Linked DNA regions of Homo sapiens: regions 1, 2 and 4 are each linked to region 3. The links are chromatin loops, found by intact Hi-C in ENCODE. Cell type or tissue: dorsolateral prefrontal cortex. All regions are shown on one strand. Each heading gives the region's core, and the rest is flanking DNA. Links, peaks and the distances in the headings are about the cores only. Region 1 overlaps HS3ST5 (heparan sulfate-glucosamine 3-sulfotransferase 5). Region 2 overlaps HS3ST5 (heparan sulfate-glucosamine 3-sulfotransferase 5). Region 3 holds the start of HS3ST5 (heparan sulfate-glucosamine 3-sulfotransferase 5). Region 4 overlaps HS3ST5 (heparan sulfate-glucosamine 3-sulfotransferase 5).

Evidence for each region. Hi-C counts contacts between places; a loop is a spot of excess contacts. Peaks named below come from ENCODE experiments on the same cell type or tissue, not always from the same donor. Only the 100,000 strongest peaks of a DNase experiment are listed, where the experiment ranks them.
Region 1: it touches region 3 in a loop (4-fold over the local background); 6 of 110 quality-filtered maps call a loop at or near these places.
Region 2: it touches region 3 in a loop (2.3-fold over the local background); 3 of 110 quality-filtered maps call a loop at or near these places.
Region 4: it touches region 3 in a loop (2.7-fold over the local background); 3 of 110 quality-filtered maps call a loop at or near these places.

Annotation. Positions count from the first base shown.
Region 1 is chr6:114,105,669-114,111,433 of GRCh38, forward strand. All of the region lies in intron 3 of HS3ST5 (heparan sulfate-glucosamine 3-sulfotransferase 5), which reads right to left. The region is part of intron 5 of HDAC2-AS2 (HDAC2 and HS3ST5 antisense RNA 2); the gene reads left to right. Among named protein-coding and RNA genes, the nearest start is that of HDAC2, 140 kb to the left of the region's middle. In dorsolateral prefrontal cortex, for the core only: CTCF peaks have their summits at 2,916 (motif pointing left) and 3,121; a DNase peak (open chromatin) is centred at 2,893; H3K4me3 peaks cover 1,323 bases; H3K27ac peaks cover 2,904 bases.
Region 2 is chr6:114,171,584-114,177,348 of GRCh38, forward strand. All of the region lies in intron 2 of HS3ST5 (heparan sulfate-glucosamine 3-sulfotransferase 5), which reads right to left. All of the region lies in intron 6 of HDAC2-AS2 (HDAC2 and HS3ST5 antisense RNA 2), which reads left to right. Among named protein-coding and RNA genes, the nearest start is that of HS3ST5, 170 kb to the right of the region's middle. In dorsolateral prefrontal cortex, for the core only: no CTCF peak of the experiment used is centred there; no DNase peak of the experiment used is centred there.
Region 3 is chr6:114,340,886-114,346,650 of GRCh38, forward strand. HS3ST5 (heparan sulfate-glucosamine 3-sulfotransferase 5) reads right to left here and starts at 2,138. Exons shown (of 5, transcript NM_153612.4): 1 at 1,310-2,138. It overlaps LOC107986638 (a long non-coding RNA gene), which reads left to right and starts at 1,440. Exons shown (of 8, transcript XR_002956366.2): 1 at 1,440-1,504. In dorsolateral prefrontal cortex, for the core only: a CTCF peak has its summit at 2,764; DNase peaks (open chromatin) are centred at 606, 1,526, 2,006, 2,766 and 2 weaker places; H3K4me3 peaks cover 3,561 bases; H3K27ac peaks cover 3,500 bases.
Region 4 is chr6:114,275,164-114,280,928 of GRCh38, forward strand. All of the region lies in intron 1 of HS3ST5 (heparan sulfate-glucosamine 3-sulfotransferase 5), which reads right to left. All of the region lies in intron 9 of HDAC2-AS2 (HDAC2 and HS3ST5 antisense RNA 2), which reads left to right. Among named protein-coding and RNA genes, the nearest start is that of HS3ST5, 65 kb to the right of the region's middle. In dorsolateral prefrontal cortex, for the core only: no CTCF peak of the experiment used is centred there; no DNase peak of the experiment used is centred there; H3K4me3 peaks cover 560 bases; H3K27ac peaks cover 632 bases.

The DNA of each region.
Region 1 (5,765 bases), core at 470-5,469, 240 kb before region 3:
AGATTTTCCTTAGGATAAGTGCACTATAAATTTGCTATAATAACTAACTGATCAAATTTATAAACTGCTGTTTTCTGTGTCAATAAACGTTTCTACATAGCTCTGTGCACATCTCCTGCCATAACTGGGCATAACTCTTGTTATACAATGATTAAATAGAGCATTTTGGGGTAATATTCTTTTTGTCTCACAGAACTACCTTAGATCAAATTAACATTGCATATGATACAAGTTTATGAAATAGATTGCACACATGTTCTTTTACAAATGGATTTGACTCCTTGTGGCATTAGTGAAATTTACATTGATTAACCAGTAAGCTGTAATGTTGTTTTCGATTTGGGCTCAACAAATCAGTTTTACTTAATGCTCCAAGTGTTCTTTACTTTGGGGTATTTAGGGTAAGTAGATATTATATTGCCTGTGGGAAAACACTACACTTGTAATTAAGCTAAGGAGGTAATTTCATGAAAAGAAGAAGATAATAGGGCAAAGTTTTCAAGATAATGAGATTCCCAGAAATGCACGAACTATCCCTACTTGAATGAAATAAATTACATTATCATCCATCATATGACTAATCTAAGAGTAGCCATCTCTCTGTTAAAATAGACCTATCGAATAAAATGATAAAATACTGTCACTTAGGAAAAGGATAACAAATTAAGAAATACTATTAACAAAAGAACGCTGTGTAGAGTTAGCATTCCATAAATGTTCCTTGATTTGAATTGAACAAAAAAGACCTACAAAAAAGAAATTCTGCCTTTCCCACTTACAATATATTCTATTTGTACTTTTCTGTAAATAACAGTACAGAGTAAAAACTACATATAATGGGCACATATCCATACTTTAAAAAATACATCTATAACAACTTTTATGCAGTACATGAAAATAAGGTATTGATTTGTGGCAACTATAGTAAAATGACTGTCTAGAAGTTGGGAGAATATTTAACATGAAGTTAAAACTTTCCTTTTGAAAAAACTTCCTTGCTGGTTTAGAGCTGAAGCTTATACCATTACTGAAATCACTTATTCAAGGTAATTATGAAATGCAAGGTACAATGTATAAAAGTTGAAAATCAAGACAAGGTTCTGAGAACACATACAATCATCTATTCCTAGAAAATAATTAACAAGGAAAAACTACCTGAATATTAGTTCTATTGGAGAAAAGTTACCAGGTAAGATATAAGTTCTATAAGATTGTTATGTATTTTATCACATCTCAGACTTTGTTTCTGATGCTAAAATTAGAAGACCAACAAATGGTATATTTAAAAAAATTCATTAAGCCCATCTCAGAAACTGAACAAAAAGACTTGGGTTGGAAATGATACTGAGAAGTAATGGGAAGCAAACATAGATTCTATTCTTCCCCAAAGCTCAAATTACTTACTAAAATTGAGTAAGAGATTAAGAAGGCATCAGCATATTTTCCTCGCTGTTTTTTCCCCTTCCCAAAAGTTTTATATTCTAACTTTTTGAGAAGAAAAATAGAAAAACATTTAAAAAATAATTCATCATGAACAAGTGGAGTTTATCCCAAGGATGGTTTTACATTTGAAAATCAAATAGTGTAACTTATCAGAGTAACAGACTAAAAAAGAAAAACCATATGATCACCTTAGTAGATGCTAAAAAAGCATCTGAGAAAATCCAACGTCCATTTCTGATGAAAACTCTCAGCAAATGAGAAATTGAAGGGAATTTCCTTGATCTGATAGAGATCATCACCAAAAAACCTGCAGCTAACATCATACTTAATAAGACTTAATGCTTTCCTCCTAAAATCAGGAAGAAGACAACGTCTGTTCTTACCACTTCTACTCAACATTGTTTTGAAAGTTCCAGCCAGTGCGATGGGCAAGAAAAAGAAAAGACAGATTGGATAGGGAGTGGTAAAACTGTCTTTGTTTGCAGATGACATGATTACATAGAAAGACTGATGGAATTTATAAAAATGCTACTAGAATAAGTTAGTGAGGTTGCAGAATACAAGTTGAGCATATAAACTCAGCTGTATTTCTATATACTAGCAGTGATCAATATGAATTTCAATGTCATTGCAGTAACATAAATGTGTGAAGTATTTAGGAAATAAATTTGACAAAGAATATGCAAAACCTGTACACTGATAATTAAAAAGCATTATCGAGAGAAATTAAAGATGCATGTATAAATGGAGCAGTATAACTTGTTTATGGGTTAGAAAACACAATATTGCCAAGCTGTCATTTCTCCTTATATTAATTTATAGATTCAGTGTAATTCTACTCAATATTCCAGTAGGCTTTTTTGGGTAGAAATTGATAGGAGTTCTAAAATTCATAGGGAAATTCACATGGGAAGGCAGATATAGGTATACAGATATAAACAGATGTGTGTGCGTGTGTGCATGTAAATATAGATATATGAGAAGGTAGATACAGTCTGGGTCCAGTCAAGAGAGGGAATCTGTACAGTAATTAAAACAGAGAAAATATAAAGAATTACTAACTATAACAAGGGATTGGAGCAACCAGGGGTAAAGAGAACTCTACAGGAATAGCAGCTATAAGGAGCAGCTACGCTTTTGAATGCTGAGGCAGAGCACCCGAGAAAAAGTCCCACTCCTCGCCCCTCTGCCACCGCCTCAATAAGGTTGAAATACAGAACTAGACAGCAAAGGAACTGGCTGCAGCACTGGTGTAAGTTGCTTGAAATCCACTTTCTAGGGTGCCAGAGGAGCTGTTCATAGAACGTGTCTCATCAGAGGCACTCACCTATGAAAATGCCCGAGGACGTATTGCAGGGAGCTTGTGGCCACCTGGTGATGCCGGCCCCTAGAAGAGCCTGTCCAGTGCACACACTGGAACCCAGAAGGGAAACCCTTTCCTCTGGTAATATCTCTCCGGCGCCCTCTACCGACAAAGCTCAACATGCTGACAGCTCCAAAGGGAAAATATTTAAAGGACCTAGGTCCATTTTCATGGAGCAGGCAAAAAATGCATTTGGAGCTGAGAAGTAATAAAACATTAACTGGCACAAATAGATAACAAAGAGGCATAAGGACATTTTAGGGGGAAAGGGTGATGGATATGTTCATTATCTTGACTGTAGTGACAGGTATATACATATGTCAAAACTTATCAAATTGTACAATTAAAATATGTGCCATTTATTATATGTCAAGTCTACCTTAATAAAGCTGTTAAAAATGTAACTGGTCAAGCACAGTGGCTCACTCCTGTAATCTCAGCACTTTGGGAGACTGAGGCTGGTGGATGGCTTGAGCTCAGGAGTTGGAGACCAGCCTGGGCAACATGGCAAAACCCCATCTCTACCAAAAATACAAAAGTTAGCCAGATGTGGTGGCAGGCGCTTGTAGTCCAAGCTACTCAGGAGGCTGAGCCAGGAGGACTGCTTAAGCCTGGGAGGTCAAGGCTGCAGTGACCTGTGTTTGTGCCACTGCACTCCAGCCTGGGTGACAAAGTGAAACCCTGTCTCAAGAAAAAAAAAAATGTATCTGAAAGTCTTCCACTACTCTCCTAACAGAAGCAACCCTTGCACTGATTAAAGGTTTAAGCGGAAGGTGTTTGTATCTATATGTGTGTGTGTATATATATATATATGCATTTATGTATTATTTTTTCATACCAAGAGCAAAATTGCTGACCATTGAGGACTCTTCCTCAGGGTGAAATCCCCTAGGGGCTCTACCTTCAGATCCACAGCTCAGGAGCCCAGTTTGGCTGGGGAAGCTCACCTCCATCTGCCTGTTCAGTGGGACCAAGAATTTAAAAACCTTCCTTGCCAAAATCCAGTAGCTCTGGAGCCAAGGCTGGACTTCCCCGGGGCCAGTCTTAACAGATACTTGGTGTTCATGAGCTCCAGCTGTCTGGCTGCAGCACAGCACTCCTTCCCTTCCTCTCTGGCCATGTCTTGCTTCCTGGGTAATGGATATCCCTGGACCCTCATCGCTCTCCTTTCTGGGAGGACCTGGTCCATGGCTGCTGTTCATGAGAGGTGTAGATAATACACCATGTTACCACAGTGTGTGCTACCTTTGCAGTCTTAGAGCGTACTGACTGCCTTCCCTTTCTCACTCCCCAGTCTTCTTTATGTCAAATAGCAATTCTGCCTTAATTTAATATTTATTTATTGCCTACTATATGCAAGCATTGTGTTAGCTATGAAGGCTACAACAAGGGACAGTGCAGACATAGTCTTTGCCTTCATGGTGCTTACCTTTTAGGAGAAACTGCAGAAAACATAAACAAAAATCCCAACTTAGCTGGACTTATATAATGGTCAAATGGACATAATATAATGATTTCTCTCTCAACATGCCATGTCATTCTTCAAACCAGAATTACTGTAAGCTCCTCAAGGGCAGGGACCCAGAAACGATGGACTACAGTGATGCCATTTACATATACACACATTTACATACAAAATATTCACCTCTTGGGATGACTTTTTGATAGATGAGGGCTTATTAGAGAATTGGTTTGATTTTCCCTTAGCCTACTTCAAATTAATCTGTCAAAAAGTAATTAAAATTGTTGTTGTTGATGAAATATGTAACTGTGGCCTAGAGTCTATACATTATTTTATTTCCCTGCCACTGTCACCACTGCCATCACAAAATGAATTTCATACTAGATGTTTATTAAAAGGCAGCTAGAGTGTGCTGGAGGTTGGGTGGTGAGTTGAGACATGCATTAATTATCCATTAAATCAATCAATGAAACATGCTTTTGAGCATGACTCTGTGCCCAGGACCAGGCTGGTTCTGTAGGGATGAGAAGAGCCATGTAAGAATTCAGTTTTGTCCTTACAAACCTCAAATTGTTAAATGTGAAAACTAGCCAGTAGAGGCCATTTGCTTTGGAATGGTGGTACTAAACCCAAGGCCAAAAGAAATCAGAAATGAATAGTGTTTGGGTCTTACAGTCAAAGGACTTTCTGTGGAAGAGCTAGGCTTTATAGGATATTTAGAAAATTGAAAAGTTGAAAGAAGGGTTTGGGGAGAGTGGATATAAGAGAGTAAATGAAGGGCATGATGTGGGATGAGACAGGTGAGGCTATTAAAAGTGTCATGGAATTAATCACATGAATTTTTAAAAACTGCAACTTGTTTTTGCATATTCTATAATGTAGTGGCTTCAATTAGTTTGACAAAATATTTAAAATATGTATAGTGTACTATTTTCTAACAATTAAACAACCAAATTTCATTCTCTTCAAAAAGCATAGGGCAATTTCCTATTTTCTAAGAATATCACTGTGAAAATTACATTTAATTAATTCTTGACCTTGGAATACATCATGCACCATTTAATCTATCCTCTAGTTTTATTTGGATTTCATATCCAACTCATATTCACCCCCAAAGTATAGAGAATATGCAAACCTGACCTCTTATTTTTAGTAAACTATCGTTTTTTACTGCTTTGGAAAAAAGTATATGCATGGGCCTGGAAGAAAATGTTATTTTAATAATCTGACATAGAAACTATAAACTTCTCAGTCCATTTTGTACTGGTTTCAATGGAGCATAACTAATTCAATGCTTTCTGGGCATAGTACACTAGAGAGAAATCTTTCAATGAACAGTGCAATGAGATGGCACATATTTGTATTGCAAAATACATCTTGAAACAGTTTTAAGTTCAAAATAGGAACATCCTTAGCAAATTAAATGCTAAATGTTCCCTAGGTGCCATAAAGACATCACAGATAACTCTACCACACTTTAGTGGAAACATTTGCATA
Region 2 (5,765 bases), core at 424-5,423, 170 kb before region 3:
AACTAAATGCTTAATAAAGTTGTATTCAGCCCATTTTACAGATGAATGAAGTGAGGCTTGGAAAGACTAAGGAATACGTAATTCATACTTATAATTCGTAAGTTACGGAGGCAAGACTCAAAGCCTAAATCCACAGTGCTGCCCCTTACTGTCTTCAGCTCCCATCTCAGAGGGCTAGGAAGGCATTCTCAACTGTGAGATGCTTGTAACCCCCACTTCCACCACCACCACAAACAACAACAAAATAGTTCTCCCTTGCAGTAATAGTGTAAATTAAAGAAAAGGTAAAGGTAACACATTTGGCTTGACTATTAGTAATTAAAACCTGTTGCCCCCAATCTTAGTGTCCTTTTATACAAATATTAATATATGCAGAATTCTCTAATATTTTATTAAAACCAGGGCTTTCTATTCTCCAACAAACCTCTATGGTTGGGGAGATTTGTTCCCATCATTCTCTAACATTAGCTCAAAACTTTGCACAATCTCTACCCCCAACACCACCAATAACCCTTGGGGCATTTTAATTGTGAGCAGGCTATAAAGCTGTAAAATCAGACTCAGCTTACACATCAAGTAAGTTGTGCAGAATATTTCTTTCCTTTTCACACTACCATTATTAGGTGGCATTCCAGGATGCCTTTAAGCTACACTGTATCTCAATTACCACAACTGCCATCTGTTTCTGTTTCTTCCAATGAACGATATCCCCGCTCAAGAGCTAGGCTTCAGTGTGTTTTCTGCAAAGAATATGAGTAACACATACAAATATTCCTCCTATTTAGATTAGACAGTATTAGGTAGTAATCAAAGCCAATTATCTATTGATTTTCAGTTTAACATTTCAACTATCAAACATTATCGTAACTCTGGACATCCTCAGAAGGTTCAAAGGATTGGAACCATTGCAAAGCAATTATAGCAGAGAAGACCCGTTTGAGGAGCTAGAATAGGTAAAAATACAGGCACATCTGCTTTGTAAATCTTGCTAAGGCCTTTAAATGCCATCTGGTTTCCCATTCTTTTCCAGCTACCATCTTCCCCTAGGCTAAAAGATTTTTAAATGACTGGGGGGAAAAGAAAACTTTGAGAAACTAGTTTGAGATTTTAATTCTGCATTTCATCTGTCAGACAGTGAAATGCAGTTAACTGCAGCAAGTGTTCCTAATAGATAAGGGAATTGTTGCTTCACATATAATTACATTGAGTCTAACAGTAGACATAGCCACCTATATCATCATCATACTATTAGAAGTGCTAGTAAGTCTGAAAAGAATCCATTTTGAGGAGGGTCAGAGCTACTTTTATTTTACTTCAAGCCAGGGTTATCATGAAATAAAACTGATAATTCTTTTGGGGAACAATTTTTGGAATATAAAAAAAAGTATTAAAGGGTAAATGAAACTAACTGTTGTGACTGGCAGTGAGTTCAGGTATTTTGTGTTCTTTTGTGTTTGCTTTGGAATGTTAAACAGGTCGGGTTCTTTTTAAAAGAAAACATTTTATTCAGAACATTCTTCCATGAAAGCCTTCTTTGACAAAGTGTCATTTTTTGATATATTAGTACATGTCTGCCCACATTTTACATTCAAAAAGGGCTAGCAATGTTTTAACAACTTTTGACAAGCATGGGGAATTAAACTTCCACAGAATCCACTCTTTTAATGTAATGCTACAATCTATTTTATATTCTCGATTTTGCACTTCTTATGGCAGGCCACAACATTTTAAATTATGTCAACTTATAGTTGAAAAAAGTACAAAGAAATTAAAAATGAGTAATTACTTAACTCATCAATAAAATATTTTTAAGCACATAATTCTGAAATTTGTTGAGAAAGGGAGCTACAGATATAGAACTAAGTGAATTATAAATTAGTAATAAGAGATAAGTCAAAGAAATTTCTAATGAACTCGCCAAGGAATCTCAAGAAATTGAGCTACTTCTTAATTAAATTTAGCTACTAAATTGTAAATTTCAAAATCAAGTGCTGGCTGGGCACGGTGGCTCATGCCTGTAATCCCAGCACTTTGGGAGGCTGAGGCAGGTGGATCATCTGAGGTCAGGAGTTCAAGACCAGCCTGGCCAACATGGTGAAACCCTGTCTCTACTAAAAATATAAAAATTACTTGGACGTAGTCGCGGGTACCTGTAGTCCCAGCTCTTTAGGAGGCTGAGGCAGGAGAATCACTTGAACCCGGGAGGCAGAGGTGGCAGTGAGCCAAGATCACACCACTGCATTCCAGCCTGGGCAACAGAGCAAGACTCCATCTCAAACAAAACAAAACAAAAACAAAAACAAGCAAACCAACAAAAAACCCAAAAACAAAATCAAATGCTTTGTTTATTGGCAATGCAGACTCTGCCTATTGGAAATCTTGCTTGGATACCTATAGGCACCTCAAGTCAACACTTCAAAGACCTCTCTGGCTCCCCCAAACTGCCCCTCCCCCTGATTGTGACCTTGCGTGACTGGGGTCCTAATTGCTCCCCAGCTTCATCTGTTCCCACTCTACCCTGCCTGGCCCATTCATTCATCCAGAGCTGCTTTCAATGCCTTGAATACTCTGGGCTTTGCTCCTCTGCCTAGATCACTATCCTAATCAGCCTGGCTAATTTCTCCTCTTCAGTCTCAGCTTGGATGTCACTTTCCTCAGGAAGATTTTTCTGGCAGTTCTTTTTCCAGGTGCCCTTTCTCTAGATCCTTACAACCCTGTTCTCTCCAATCAAAGTCCCTATCACAGAGTGATGCAATTATCTCTTTACTGGCCTGTACCCCCACCAGAGTGTAAGCAGCATAAGGGCTAAGACAATGTCTATTTTTTTTACTGTTAATCTCCACAGCTTAGACCACTGCTTGGAATATTCTAGATGCTCTCAAAAAAACTCCTTTAAAAAGATTAATGAATCATTTAAGTGAGAAGTTCATACATGATGAATGTGTTTCTTTTTTCTTTTTGGCAATAATACAAACTGTCAAATATAACCACATTTTAAAAAATTACTTACCAAAGTCGATATGGGTTAACACTAATGTTCCCATTTGGTTATTTCATTTAGCTGGAACAAGTTTCTCGTTTTGGTTTAAGACTTTTCTCATACCACCTATCTCTATAAAGCAAAATGCAGGCCGGGCACGGTGGCTCACTCCTGTAATCCCAGCACTTTGGGAGGCCGAGGCAGGCAGATCACGAGGTCAAGAGATGGAGACCATCCTGCCTAACATGGTGAAACCCCATCTCTACTAAAAATACAAAAATTAGCTGGGCATGGTGGCTTGCATCTGTAGTCCCAGCTACTCAAGAGGCAGAGGCAGGAGGATTGCTTGAACCCGGGAGGTGGAGGTTGCAGTGATCCAAGATCATGCCACTGCACTCCAGCCTGGTGACAGAGCGAGACTGTCAAAAAAAGAAAAAAGAAAAGTGCAAGGTAGATAATAGGAGCATTGAAGGATGTTAAGCTCTGGAATGCCATGCTAAGATTTGAGTTTAAGATACAGACTTCTAATGGTAACAGCAAAGGTGTATTGATGTATTGAAAGGGGCAGAATTTATAAAATCCAATGTATAACACCTGAAGTAGCTAAAGGTGTTACTTGATATGGCTGTGTCACTATAATCACCGAACTTTAAAGGGGATGTTGTGACTGGAAAAGAAAATTTGAAACCAGTACCCATTAGTGGGTCAAGCAAATGAAGATGGAGAACAGGGCATCTTATGAATATTGTTATTATATAATAAAGAACTGGAATAATCAATATCCTCTTGAAAGAGACTTAAATCTAATGAAGCAGCTGTAGATAACTAAATTATGATTATGACAGATTCAGGGAATTGGTTCAGGGTTCTTTGCATCCAAAATTCAAATAAGTAATCAAAGTGAAATTGCATTAGCTGACCTCCTCAGACCACCTCTGAAATACAGTAAGCATTTATTAAGAATACCCAAAATAACAGCATGACATAACTGCTTCTATATTTCACAAATGCCTTTGGCTAAGGGGGAGGAGGAATGGAGTCAGGTAGGGGAGGGCACGTGAGGGAGGAGGACACAGGAGGAAGAGAAGAAGCTACTTGCACAAAGATAAATGGAACTCTTATTTTAATAATTGCCACAGCAGTATTTTTCTTAAGTCAAGATTAAAAATATGACGAGCTTACAGAATGTTATCGTCCACAGCAAAAGTAATATAAAAACAATTGTTATTCCCACATAAATTACTTAATACAACTGCTACTGGTTTTACAGATTAGTGCTAGCACTGATGGGCCATTGTATAAAAAAGACATTCTTTCTCTGTATTTTTTAGTCTTCAGCTTTTGGTATTCCTTTGTCTCTTTAGTATATTCTTATGTCTTATCTTGAAGTATAATGAAATATTTCACTAGTAACACCCACAGAATTGTTTTCATTGGCTCTCTTCTGGGCCTCCTGAGGCCATTATATGAATGGTAACAAAAAACAATTTCAAGGCAATAATAATGATGAATAAATTAAAGCACAGTGTATAGTCTCCATCAATAAATAAATTTGTTTTACTGAACTGTATTTTCATCTCAAGAACTGTTCTCCCCACCCCCACCCCTTTCCAAAATGCTTCTTTAAAGCAGTTCTTATTTCAAAAGACTGTTTCAAATTGATTCTGAGGAATTTGAGTTCTCCACACTCTTTTCTGGCAATGTGCTTTTTCTCAGATCATCAGAAACAATGTGAAAACACCTGTCACGGTAATTTCCAATGTCTATCATCTACTAAGTTATACATAAATGATCCACGGTTGCAATGTGGTCCTTGAATGAAGGACTTTCTCAAGAAAGACAAATGCTGTCGAAAATAAAAATGGGTACCTTGTAGGAAAAAGCCACTTGTATCATTGGCAGAAACCTATAGTTTTTATTTTTATCTCTAATCAGAGCCAAGCTAACATTTTTGAAAGAACTAATTTTGCTTTTCATTCACAACAAGGGTTATGTATACATGCATGCTTACCTACAGGTTTAGATGTCATTCAACTCAACTCCATGGGGTTGCGGCTGGAAGTGGAGTCAGATTGGCAACAAAGCATTTACTGAATGCCTACTCAGGGTAAATGATTCTAAAAAAAACTACCTCTTCACCCCACGCTATCCCCCAAAAACAAGGCAAGGTATAATTGTTGAACACATACAGTATAGGTGTTCTAAAAAGCATAGAGAAAGGCTCTGGGGTATAAATCTATTTTTATGTCCTATATACCCGTTCTTTTATGTGGCCTTAGCTTAGATGAGAGTCACTCCCAAGACTGGTCTGTTCCCCAGGTGATTCTGCAGCCAGAGTTGGGAATCCTGCTCTTAAGCCCTAAGAGCTCTTAAGCAGAGCATTTTAGCAACAAACTCCCTACCCATTTCCTGTTTTCAGTCATCTGTGCAACCTGCATTTCCTTCACATTCTTAGTCCTTTCACCAGGGCTTGAAAATTAGTTTGTATTTCCCTATCCCATTTCCCTCTCCTGTCCTCAGAATTGCAATGCAGTTCTACCGTAGTTTGAATGGGTAGTATCATACATTTTGACATCCAGATTCAAGAAGGCAAGTATGTATCAAAATAATCTTGCATTTTTTTTATCCACAAGAATAACCCTTGAAATAGTTAGGCCTTTTGAGATGGGTTGCAATTTGTTAGGAAATAAATGATATGAAGAACAATGGAAACATACATTACGATAGCCATACCTTTTCCTCCTTTAAATTCAGTATATTTCAGACTTAAACCTATGGGAACATA
Region 3 (5,765 bases), core at 258-5,257:
GCACCAGCTGTTTATTACTTCTAGCAAATCAGTTTAGAAAGGAGCATTAGCACAGAAAGAAGGCCCACCCACCCACTTTCGCCCCCACCCAACCCGACCCTGCATGCTATTTATCAGACCAAGTTTACATAAATCAGAGAAGAGTTACAGTGCTATTAAATGTATCCACGAAGTAATATGACATAAAGCACTTTGCAAATATTAAATCTCTCCCCAGTGTTTTCTAAGAAGAAACTGGTATTCGTATTCGGAGACAGAGAGGAGAGGGGGAGAGAGGGGAGGGAGGGAGGGAGAGGGAGAGGGAGAGGGAGAGGGAGAGGGAATAGGGAGAGAGGGGGAGAGAGAGAGAGAGAGAGAGAGAGAGAGAGAGAGAGAGTGAGTCCCACCGGGTGAAGACAGGGTAGACCACGAATGTGAGCATCAGCTCCCTTGGGTGGGTGCCCTGAAGCACTGAAGTAGGGAAGCGGAAGAGTAGAGGAAACCCACCAAGGTGAAGTGACTCCGGAGTTGTTTGTTTGCTGGGCGCTTGGAACCTCCAGGTAAAGACATCCACCTTAAGCTGGACGCTCCTTGCAGGTTGCCCTAAACCAAGGTGGTCGCCCAAGTAACAGGAGCAGGAGTCTCAGCGCTCCAGTGAGTAGCGACAGCGACCTCTCAGACTTGTTTGTAGTAACAGTATGACCACCCTTCGACTGCATCCATCCCGCGCGCGCGCGCGCGTGTGTGTTGGGTGGGAAGAGATGCATAAAGTGGGGCTGTGAGGGGTGTGGGGGGGGCCAGCTGGGAAGAGAAAACCCCACCCACATGTTAACTTAGCCTTTGCCTGTTCTTTGCCTGCCCTCTGCCTGTCCTCTGCTGGGGCCTCGCAGGCCCCCACTGTCCCAAAGCTGCCCTCGCGCTCCAAACAGCTCCACAGCCACCCCAGAAGTGACCGAACGCGAACCCCTAAACTCTGGCGAGCGCAGTAAACGCGTGTTCCCTTTCTCCCTCAAAGAGAGCGCTACCCAGCGCTCTGGGAGAGACTGAGAGAGAAACAGACAGGCAGGCTGACTGACACCTTCTGTCTAATTTTACCCCAGGAATTGCCCCCGCCGTTTCTCATCTCGCACTAGTTTAACCTCTGGTCCTAAGCAAACCTCTCAAAAGTCTTCCCCAGGCAGCGCCCAGGAGAACCGAACCCCACAAAGTGCTTTTTTGCTGGCATCACCCGGATGCTTCCCTTTGGCGATTTGCCCCTTCTCATTTCCCCCCAAATCTAGAGGTCTCAAAGCCCCTCCCCCGCGCGAGGCGGGCAGCGCGCCTTGCTCACCGTGGTCCCCGGCGGTGGCGGCGCGGGCGGGAGCCTCAGGGCGCGGGGGTCGGCGGCGGGTCGCGTGGGGGTCACCCGGCCGCTGCTGCGGTCCGGACGGCAGTTGGTCCAGTAGTTTCGGATGCCCGGGCTAGGCTCGGCGGAGAGCGAGTCGGCGTGAATGAGAGCAAACCAACAGGGCTGTGCGTGGCGCGTGTGAGTAAGACGCGAGCGGGCCCCACACGCAGGCGGCGGCGGCGGCGGCGGCGGCGGCGAGGTCTGAGGCGGGGAGCCGGGCGGGGGGGCAGGCGGGCGAGAAGTAGTGGAGTTTAGGGCGCGTTTCCTGCACTTCCCCGAGAGGCTGGAACCAGGTGCGGCAGGGCGCGCTCCCGTGGCGCGGGCACGGCACGGGCGGCCGCAGGAGCCGGAGTCCGCGCAGTGCCGGAGACCGCAGCCGCTCTGCGGGGGGAGGTGCGCATCCTCCTTGCCCCACGAGGGCACCGGCGCAGCCCCGGACCCTGCGCGCAGAGGGCGAGACTTCGGGCGTCCTCGGTGACAGCTCCTCGGGCAGCCCGCTCCCTCCCAATCCGCCCAAAAGAGCAACACTCAGTGTGACTGGGATCTTCCCTTCCTGCGTCCTCGAGCCTCCGGTGCCAAGCTGTGCGGGCGCCCCGCTCCCCGCGGCTGGCGCTGTCACGGCCGCCGCCCGGCCCCCAGAGCGCCCGAGCCGGCAGCTGCCTCCCGGAGACGTGCCCAGCTGTGTGCGCGTGTGTGTGTCTAAGCGAATCTCTTCCCCTCCATCACTTGGGCGCGCAGGAGGGACCGGGTCCCTGGCGACCAGCTGCAGAGTGGCTGCCAGTCCACACCCTCCCGGCTCTCTCCCCACCCACCCCGCCCCTACTCCTCCTCGCCTTCCCCTCCTCCCCGTGCTCCTCCTCCAGCTGCCGCTCCCGAGCTCCCAAAGGCAGCGGAGAAACCGCAGCGAAAGGGAGGAGGAGGAGGGTGGGGAAGGAAGCGCAGGTGTCTTCGGCGGAGAGACGGGCGCACGCACCGGAGCGGCTTGCTGCAGGGGGAGGGCAGGGCCTTAGGCGGAGAAAGGGGAGGAGGAGGATTTACCCGGAGGCGGAGGTCCCGCAGCTGAGCCACTGCGCGTCCCACCCAGGCGCTGGAACCGCGGGCGAGCAGCGCAGTGGGGCTGCCGGGTGGGCGCGCAGGGCTCCCAGTTGGACTGAGGTCGCAGCTTGGGGAACCTGCGGAGGTGACCAGGGTGGCAGAACTCGGGGACACAGAGGTCGGAGGGACCCAATTGCTGAGGCGCTGAGACCGGTCTCTCTGGGGTGAGGGGGATGCCTAGACCCAGAGCTTGGGGCACACAGGTGTCCAGGAAGCTGGTGTGTGTGGCTCCAGAGTGCCAGGCGGGAGAGCCGGAGGCGGTGAAGGGTCGGGCGGCGGCCGCGGCGTGCTTGGGGCTGCTGTGTGCATCCGGAGTCACAGGGGGCGATCACCGCCTAGCTGGGAAGCGGAGCTCAGGACTCAGCCTTCTTTCAGGTCCCAAGTCCAAAAGCCGAGAGGCACACTAGCCTTCCCAATTTAGTCTGTGTTCCTCCAACCCTTTGCCCCCAGCAAAACAACAGGCCAGGAGCTGATTCTACCTGCTACTTACTGTGCTCTTTACCGGACTGAAAGGACTCTACTGCTCCAAGGAGACTGATGTGTTGCTTCCTCTCTCCCAACTCTAGTCCCCTCCCTCAACATACATTCCTACCCAACCAAAATTATCCAGAACATTGTATTTCTCATTGATAAACTTTTTCCCTCTGGGGTTCCCTAAAAATGAAAATCTTTCCTCCCTTTTTATCTGTAGAGGCATTAAGTCTCTTGCTTACATTTCATAGTACAAATGCAGTACACAGAAAAGTCCTTTAGGCAAGAAATCACAGCATTATTGCTTATGACGGCTTGTCTGTTTTCAAATGACAGTCGCAGAATGCAAATTTGTGTCAACCTGAGGTCAGTGGAGAGAGTTGGTCCATTTAATTAGAGGTATTTTGGAAGGAATCTGGGAAACAACACTAGAAAGAATTGCTGTACTTTCTCCAGTACCCATTCCTTTTTATTATGGTAATTTCACTCTGTTAATTTAGGCAATCTGAAAATGAAAGGTCGGATGCAATTTACAAGGCACAATATTTCTAGATTCTCATTCAACAGCCCGCCCCACCTCCTTCCTCCCACCACTCTTACCATCACCTCAAAAGGTCATGAGCTAAGAACCGAAACTGCACTTTTTAAATCTCAGGATATAGCCTGAATGACAAAGCTGTTGAGTTTTAGAAAGAGACCAGTTAAGTCTAAACTTATTTACCAACTACTCAGACAAAATCATATGCTCAGCAGCAACAATAAAATGTATACTGTGTAATATATTGAGCAGGAGGAAAGATGGCTGTTTGCCAGATATGTGATCCATTAACCTCTTTAGCTCATTGTTGGCAACAATAGCATACAATCACATTCCTATGTTTGAAAGACAAGAGATTTTTTTTTCCCATCTTAAAATCACAATGCCACATTATAGTCTAAAAGAAACCTCAAACAATAAAAGTAATAAGAAAGGAAGAAACATGGTTTGTTTTTTTTCTGAACAAATGTTGCTGTTCTGTTTTTTTTTCTTGAGGGGAAAAATGCTGATAAGCAATAAAGTCCACAAAAGCATGACAATAGATTTTGAAGAATGCATCACTCCATCTATTAGTCCTTTCAATTAGTAAACTTTATTTAAAAGGTTTATTTATATTATCTTTTGATTGGTATTCAGTCTTTCTTTTGTGCCTGGAAGATGACTGAGAAGGAGGATGGGTGAGCTGAATCTGGTTTCTCATAATTCTGTCTTGCATCAGGTTTATGTCTGGCAGGAGAGGAATGCTCAGCAGCCTGTGCTTTCTCAGCAATCCTAACTTCTCCTCAGAGGATCCTTTGCTCTGTAGCTGATGGATTGTGAGATTGTCACAGTAATTTTGCCTACCTGCTACAGGGTCACACCTGGGGTTGGGAGCAGGTACGGTTCCAAAAACTGGGATGCAATGCTCTGGAAAGAGCTTTTACCTTGCCCAGGGTTGGAGGATTAGATGAAGGTGCATGAGCTTTTTTGTGTTGCTTTTCAACTTCTACAGATGACCTGGATTTTCTGCTAGGTGAAGTGTGGAGGTGGGTGGGTGTGGTCTAACATTTTAAGAAACATTTTGGTATTGTGGTAAATTAAACAAATAAAACTAAACACTAGACATAATGGTACACCCAAAAAATCTATTTGAAATACAGTTTTGAAAACAGTCACAGATTTATTGGTTTAGCTTAGTCATCTATGCCAAATAAAGTACACAGCAATGAAAACATTTGGTTAATTAGAGTGTTCATTTGGTAAAGAATATATTTTTTTTCCTGAACATCAGCATACTCTCTTGTCTCATAAAGATGTAACCATTAAATATTATTTGGGCCAGTGATGCTAGCTTATGTCTATAATCCCAGCAATTTGGGAGGAGAAGGTGGAAGGATCACTTGAGGCCAAGAGTTTGAGATCAGCCTGGGCAACATAACGAGACCCCTTCTCCACAAAAAATTAGAAAAAAAAAAAAAATTAGCTGGGCAGGGTAGTGTATGCCTGTAGTCTCACCCACTCTGGAGGCTGAGCCAGGAGGATCCCTTGAGCCCAGGAGTTTGAGGTTACAGTCATCCATGATCACACCACTGCACTGCAGCCTGAGCAGCAGAGCAAGGCTCTGTCTCCAAAATATAAGAAATATTATTTACTTTACAGCTTCAAATGGAGACTGCCCTCTCAGTAAAATATAGAAATGTTTGTCATTATGAAGAAATTGAGGGCAGCTGACTTACTTTCCAAAATCTATCTTTTTTTCTTTTAACCAGCCAATTGCTGACTTTCAATTGGTTTAGTAAATATTCATTGAAAGGGCCCTTCAGTCCAGGCACAGTGGCTCACACTTGTAATCCCAGCACTTTCGGAGGCTGAGGCAGAAGGACTGCTTGAGTCCACGAGTTTGAGGCCAGCCTGGGCAGCATGGAGAGATCCCATCTCTTCAAAAAAATTAAAAAATATATATGGGCTTGGTGTCACATGCCTGTAGTCCCAGCTACTCAGGAGGCTGAGGTGGGAGGGTTGCTTGAGCCCAGGAGGTCAAGGCTGCAGTGTGCTATGATTGTACCACACTCCAGCCTGGGCAACAGAACAGGATGCCATCTCAAAAAATTTAAAAAAGGAAAGAAAAGGGTCCTTCTATGTGCTACCACTGGAAACCAGAAGATGAATAGAAGAAGTCTCTGCTCTCATTGAGCGAGGTCAGTAATCGCTAGGGCTATCAAGTTGAACAAGGTTCATTTTATTATAAGGAAATATGCCCCTGTACCCACATCTCCATGCTCCATCACTGTATTTGGGTATCTCTTGTATGAAAAT
Region 4 (5,765 bases), core at 382-5,381, 66 kb before region 3:
TCTAGGTATGTTCCAGAGTTTAAGTACCTTGGAGTCTGAGAATGTGTCAGAGTCATCTTCATGCTCCTTAGCACCTACTAGTTCCCTGACTATAAACTATAAATAAAAAGAACATAATATATGTTTATTAAGTCAATAAACATATAACTAATTATACAACTAAATACCAGTAGTAGCTAACATTGTCCCTTTGTGCCAAGCATTCTCTTTAGTGCTTCACACAGTGTTACTAAACTTTACATTAACACCTTCTTGTATATATTTTATGCTTACAATACATACAGAAACTGTGAAAAAGGGAATGATTTAAGTGACTCACATGGAGGATTTTGTCAGCACATGTGCATCAGGGAGTACATGATGACCAGGTGGCTCCCAACTAAAACAAGGTTAGGGTTTTTATAGCATAGGGTAGGGATCAGGAAACTTTCTGTAAAAGGCCAGATAGCAAATGTTTTAGGTTATTTGACCATTTGGACTCTGCAGCAACTCTTCAACTCTGCCATTATAGCATGAAAGCAGCCATCCACAGCACATGAATAGGTATGGCTGTGTTCTGACAAAACGTTATTTACAGGTACTGAAATTTAAATGTTATATAATATTCACACATCACAATATATTATTCTTTTTAATTTTTTCCCCATCCATTTAAAAGTATAAAAACCATTCTCAATTCTGAGATGTACAAAACCTGGTGCAGGTCTTTGGCCCACAGGCTATATAGTTTGCTGACTTCTGTGATAGGAAAAAGTCCTCGTAGTTTGGGCTTAGGCATCAGTTTTCAACTTTAATGGAAATTTAGGTTGGGCCCCTTTCCCATTTCCATGCCCCTTGCCTGAGGTTATTAGCACAATCTCAAACACCACCCGAAAATTATTTTCTGACAGCTGTTTATAGGCTGGTCAAAATTTATGGGGCTGGAGAGGTGGCTAGCTGCCCTCCCACCCCACCCCAAATAAAAGGCACATAGAAGGCAAGGGGGGAAATTGGAAACCCTTTACTATGCTTATGTTAGTTCTTTAATAACACCAAAGTTTAAATAAATTAAGTGACTCTCAAGGTGAGAGAGCTGGGATTAGAATCATTGACCTATGGGGTTCTCAGTTCATTGGACATCCTAGAGTACTACGCTGTAAAAGACATGCTAATAATTAATACCTTGCTCTGAATGTGCTTATAATACTTCATATGCCATGCACATAAAATGTTATTTATATATTTATTGGTTAAATGAATTAACATTTAAATATTGGCATCGTAAGTGAATAAGTATTCAGTATCTTTGTAATCAATGGGTAACTCATGCTTTTACACATAATAAGAGTAATCTTCTGATCAGCTATTAAAAAGCAAAAAGCATTTTTTTGTATGAGTACAAATTCCATTTACATAAATTAGCCCATGACCTGCTACAGCTAAATCTCCAAAAGCTATGAGAGTGTGGGAAAAAAAAAAACAAAAAAACAAAAAAACTCTCAAATTTTGGTGAAAGTTTCCAGATGAAATATATTAAATGACTCAGCACTCCATTTTCAATTTTCTACTCTTTAACTCATATTTTATAAAATATAGGACAGTTTCTACAGCAACAATTGGGGTCTAATTGGCACAAAAGGCCTATTTTTCAAGCATATGCATTTGTTCCTTTTTTCCTACTTGATCCACATAACCTACCTTGCATAAAATATTTGCTCTTTCCTATATCCTTGTATTTATGTAAGGAAATAATGGAACGATGGTCAGCATGGGATTAGTTTAGATCTTGTTGGAAGATATTATGATCATCTGGCTGCATTAGGAAGCTACAACAGGAAGGGAGTGGTGCATTTGGCAAAGAATGAACATCAATATGACTTTTCAGCTTTACCCTTTCCCCAGTCTGACTTTCTCTCACCTCAATGGAAATTCTATAGTCAGAGTATTTTGGGGTTTTTGTTTGTTTTGTTTATAAGACCACATACCACAAGATTCATGGTTTTTCAGGTTAACGTTTCAAATATTTGCAGAATCACTTCCTCCTCTATAAGGATGATACATTATTAAAGCTGTTTTTTTTTTTAATTCTTGATTTAATTCTTGTTTAAATTCTGTAACCCAAGAGTGGCTCTTCTGAGTTAGAGTATCAATATGGTATTGTCTGCCCATGGTGGATAAGTAATAAGCAGAACTAGGAAAAGGAAAAAATAAATTATATTTCTTTTGCTTCTTTACAAGAGGAAATATTAGGTTGGTGCAAAAGTAATTGCGGTTTTTGACATTACTTTTAATGGCAAAAACCGCAATTACTTTTGCACCAACCTAATACACTGCTGCTTACAACAGAAGTTATACAGACAGTAACAGTAATTATAACAGTCATAAATTTTTTTGTATAAATGCAAATATTAACTTTTTCCCCATTCCTTTTTCCCATTCCATTTGTATCTCTGGAGTTAATGGATACATTCATGGGTTATAATGCTTCTTGCACAAAACATTTATTTCATAGGCAAAGGGAAGGGGAAATAGTTCCCGATAAGGGAATGTATTCTAAACTGCTCCGTACTTGAGTACACATGTGGAAATTTCACTAACTTCGGGAAAAGCCATATGCAGATATTATTCAAGGTCGTTTTAAAAGAGTTAGCTCCAGAGAGTTATTCTTATATCCCTTCTTGAGCAAGAATGCTCTCATTGCAGGTTGCCTTGTCGAGGTTATAGTTGTAATTACAAAGGAACAAAAAGATGACTATTTTTTTTACTCTGTCATTTTAAAATGTATGTTAAAATTTTCCAAACATGAAATGGTCACCCTAATTATCACTGATGACAAAGCTCTGTGGTTCTCATTACTTACCTTTGATGAAGGCCACCTGCGATGGGCTTTGAGGGGGCAGGTTAGTGGGAGAAACAATAGGTGATTAAACACTGCCACTCATGACTGACAGCTGCTTCCTGACATTCGGGTTAAGTCATGAGGGAGGAAACCCAAAAGGGGCAAAGGAGCAGGTTTACATGTGCTCTTCAATTATTCTTATGCGATTTATATAGCTCCATAAATGAACACCATGCTGTAATAAAAAATAAATGTCAAAATCAATAGAAATCCTTGCTGTTCAATTCTTCTACTTCTTGAATTTGAATGTAGGCAATTTAAAGCATTATTCTTTTTCTTGTCATTATTATTAATTTTTCTGCCTTAAGGTTACATTTTCTGCATAATTTTGCTTGCAAATTTAACAATTCTTAGAAGGTTAGAGTCAAAAAGAACAGAAAAATTTCTCCCAAATAAATAGTGAAGTCCAACAAAATAAAATGAAAGTGGAGGAGAATTTAGAAATTAAGAGAAATGTGAGGTCTTTTCATATTTATTTCTAAAATACTGATACTTCAGTATTCTTTAAAAGTCCAGTAAAGTGAGGGACCATGAACTCATAATAAATCTCCAGGGTTTTAATTTTTGGTCAGCTGCATTCTGATTACTGCATACTAATTTCCAGAAAGCCAAAGGCTGAGGGCAGGTTGGGTGAGAGGAAGCACACTGCTGAAGTAGAAATTAAACAGACAGGGAGTGATAAGAACCTCTGAGTGAATTTATATTAAAAAAGACGAAGGCTAGGGGAACATACCTTTTTCTCTGCATATAATTTCATGCACACATGTAGATCTCAAAGGATTCCTTTCGAAAACCAGATGGAAATGTGTTCTCCACAGCAAACGACAGAATGCAGCTAACAATCAGTTTATCAGTAAGTCACCACTCAGGAAAAGCTCCCAAGCTTGGTAAAGAATCAAGCACTTCAAGAAGAAAACTCCTTTTATTCACTCTTTTTCTACTTTACTGCATCAATTCCACTTAGATAAATAGGCAGTAAACTATAGGATTGCTAATCAACCTTTAATGGCAACAAGTAGTCAATTTCTTTAGTTGGCAATTAGACAAAGAAATCTGGAGCTACTTAAGTATGTTAAAACTTCAGGAATATTCCAAGTTCGTATTTTTTAAAAAAAATCAGCATCTATGCCAATATTTAGATGTGTGTGCTTGTGTGTTTATCAGCATTGAATTGAAAGCAGGAATGTATTTCTGTCTGTACAAGCAAAAGCAAGTATATGCAATGTTACTAAAATGTAAAAGTGCTGCTTCAGGAAATGCCCTATAAATCGTGTTTGTTCTTAATATAGTACAAGAGAAATAAGGAGCAGTAAATTGCACCATGGGGTTCTGCCACAGAAGCAAAATTTCAACTTTATAACCTGTTCTTTCTATTTAGAGAAAAATAGGTGGAATCTGTGCTTTATGTGTTATACACAGTTCTAAATCTAGACCATGCGGTGATGGCATCTAACAAAGCTGTCCCAGATTTTTGTTGCAATTGCAGTGAGATCTAAATGATAAAAATGCCAAATGGGGGTGTTCTCTATTCTGGACAGTCCCCACATTTCTATTAGCTCCTGAAGGCTGTCCCCATTTTATTGCTTCCTGAAAACCTCCTCATTATGGTCAGGACATGGCCCCGGTATGGCTGGATTTACCTTGAAAGGAAGGAGCAGAAGTAGGAGTACCAGATATAGGACATGTCTCTTGCAGCAGGGCAGTGGTCTGGTGGGAGAGGAAGGGCTACCTTCCAGAAGTTGGGAGATTTTGGACAAGCTGGCTCCAAACAGTGTGCTCATTCATTCAACAAATATTTACTGAGATATTACTATGTAGAAGCACTAAGACAAGTGGTAGAAACATCATGGTGAATCCTGCTCCCTGACCTCCAATATTATGGAGTAGCTAGGAAGGTTCCCATACAGATCAGAAATGGGCAGGTAATTCTAATTCAGAATGATAAATGGGACCAAAGCTAAATTACATGGTACTGGAACTAGGAAAGGATACAGGAAGGGAGGCCAAGCCAGCCTGGGAGGGCTTCCCAAAGAAGTGATATCTAAGTGATACCTGAAAAAAGTGAGAGTTTTCCAGGATAAAGATGTGTGAGAGAGTGGGGGATGAGGTGTGGGGGAAGATGTTGGAAAAAAGGTATTCCAGGCAGAGGGAAAGAAAACACAAAGAATGTGGAAAAGGTAAAATTGTTCAGGGTGATTTCACTTGCTCCTGAGCACAATGGGATACTCTACCCCAGGATACAGGGGGTGATACAGGGCAGGAGATGGCAGCCATGAAAGTTAAGAAAGATTTAACAGGGGCCTAGTGAGCTGAGCCTGAAAGGAGACTGTGGGTCAGCATCACATAGCCTTTCAACAGGTAAGATGAGGGCTCTGGCCCCAGGCTAAGATTCAGGAGGTACGCCCTCTTCCAACAGGCAGAGGGACACATTGCTGGGAAAGAGAATCTGGGCCAGCAGGAGTTATTCCAAATCCAGTTCGTCAAAGACTCATTCCAGTGGCATAACGATGGTTACTGAATGTTAAACTATTAAGTTACTTCTGACTACATTTTGCTGCCTTACACATCATAAATGGTGTATTTAAAGTTGATTTCAGTACAATTATTTTCCCCATTCAAAAGTAAGATATTTCTAAAGGCAGTAAATAAGAGACTTCATCTCTTCTCCTTTGGATGAGCCTTCAGAGATCTGATTTCAATTTGTATGCCTTTGAAGGTAATCTGACCTGCTTATTCACGATTCAGCATTAAAACCAAAGTAGGGCGCCTTCAGCTGTAGACAGAGCTGAAGTAATAAATAAGTAATAAATTCATAAAACCTCAAATCATCATCGAACTAACATTGCAATCTGTAAATGTAAGCTTCACGTCAATGGGTTTGTGGTAC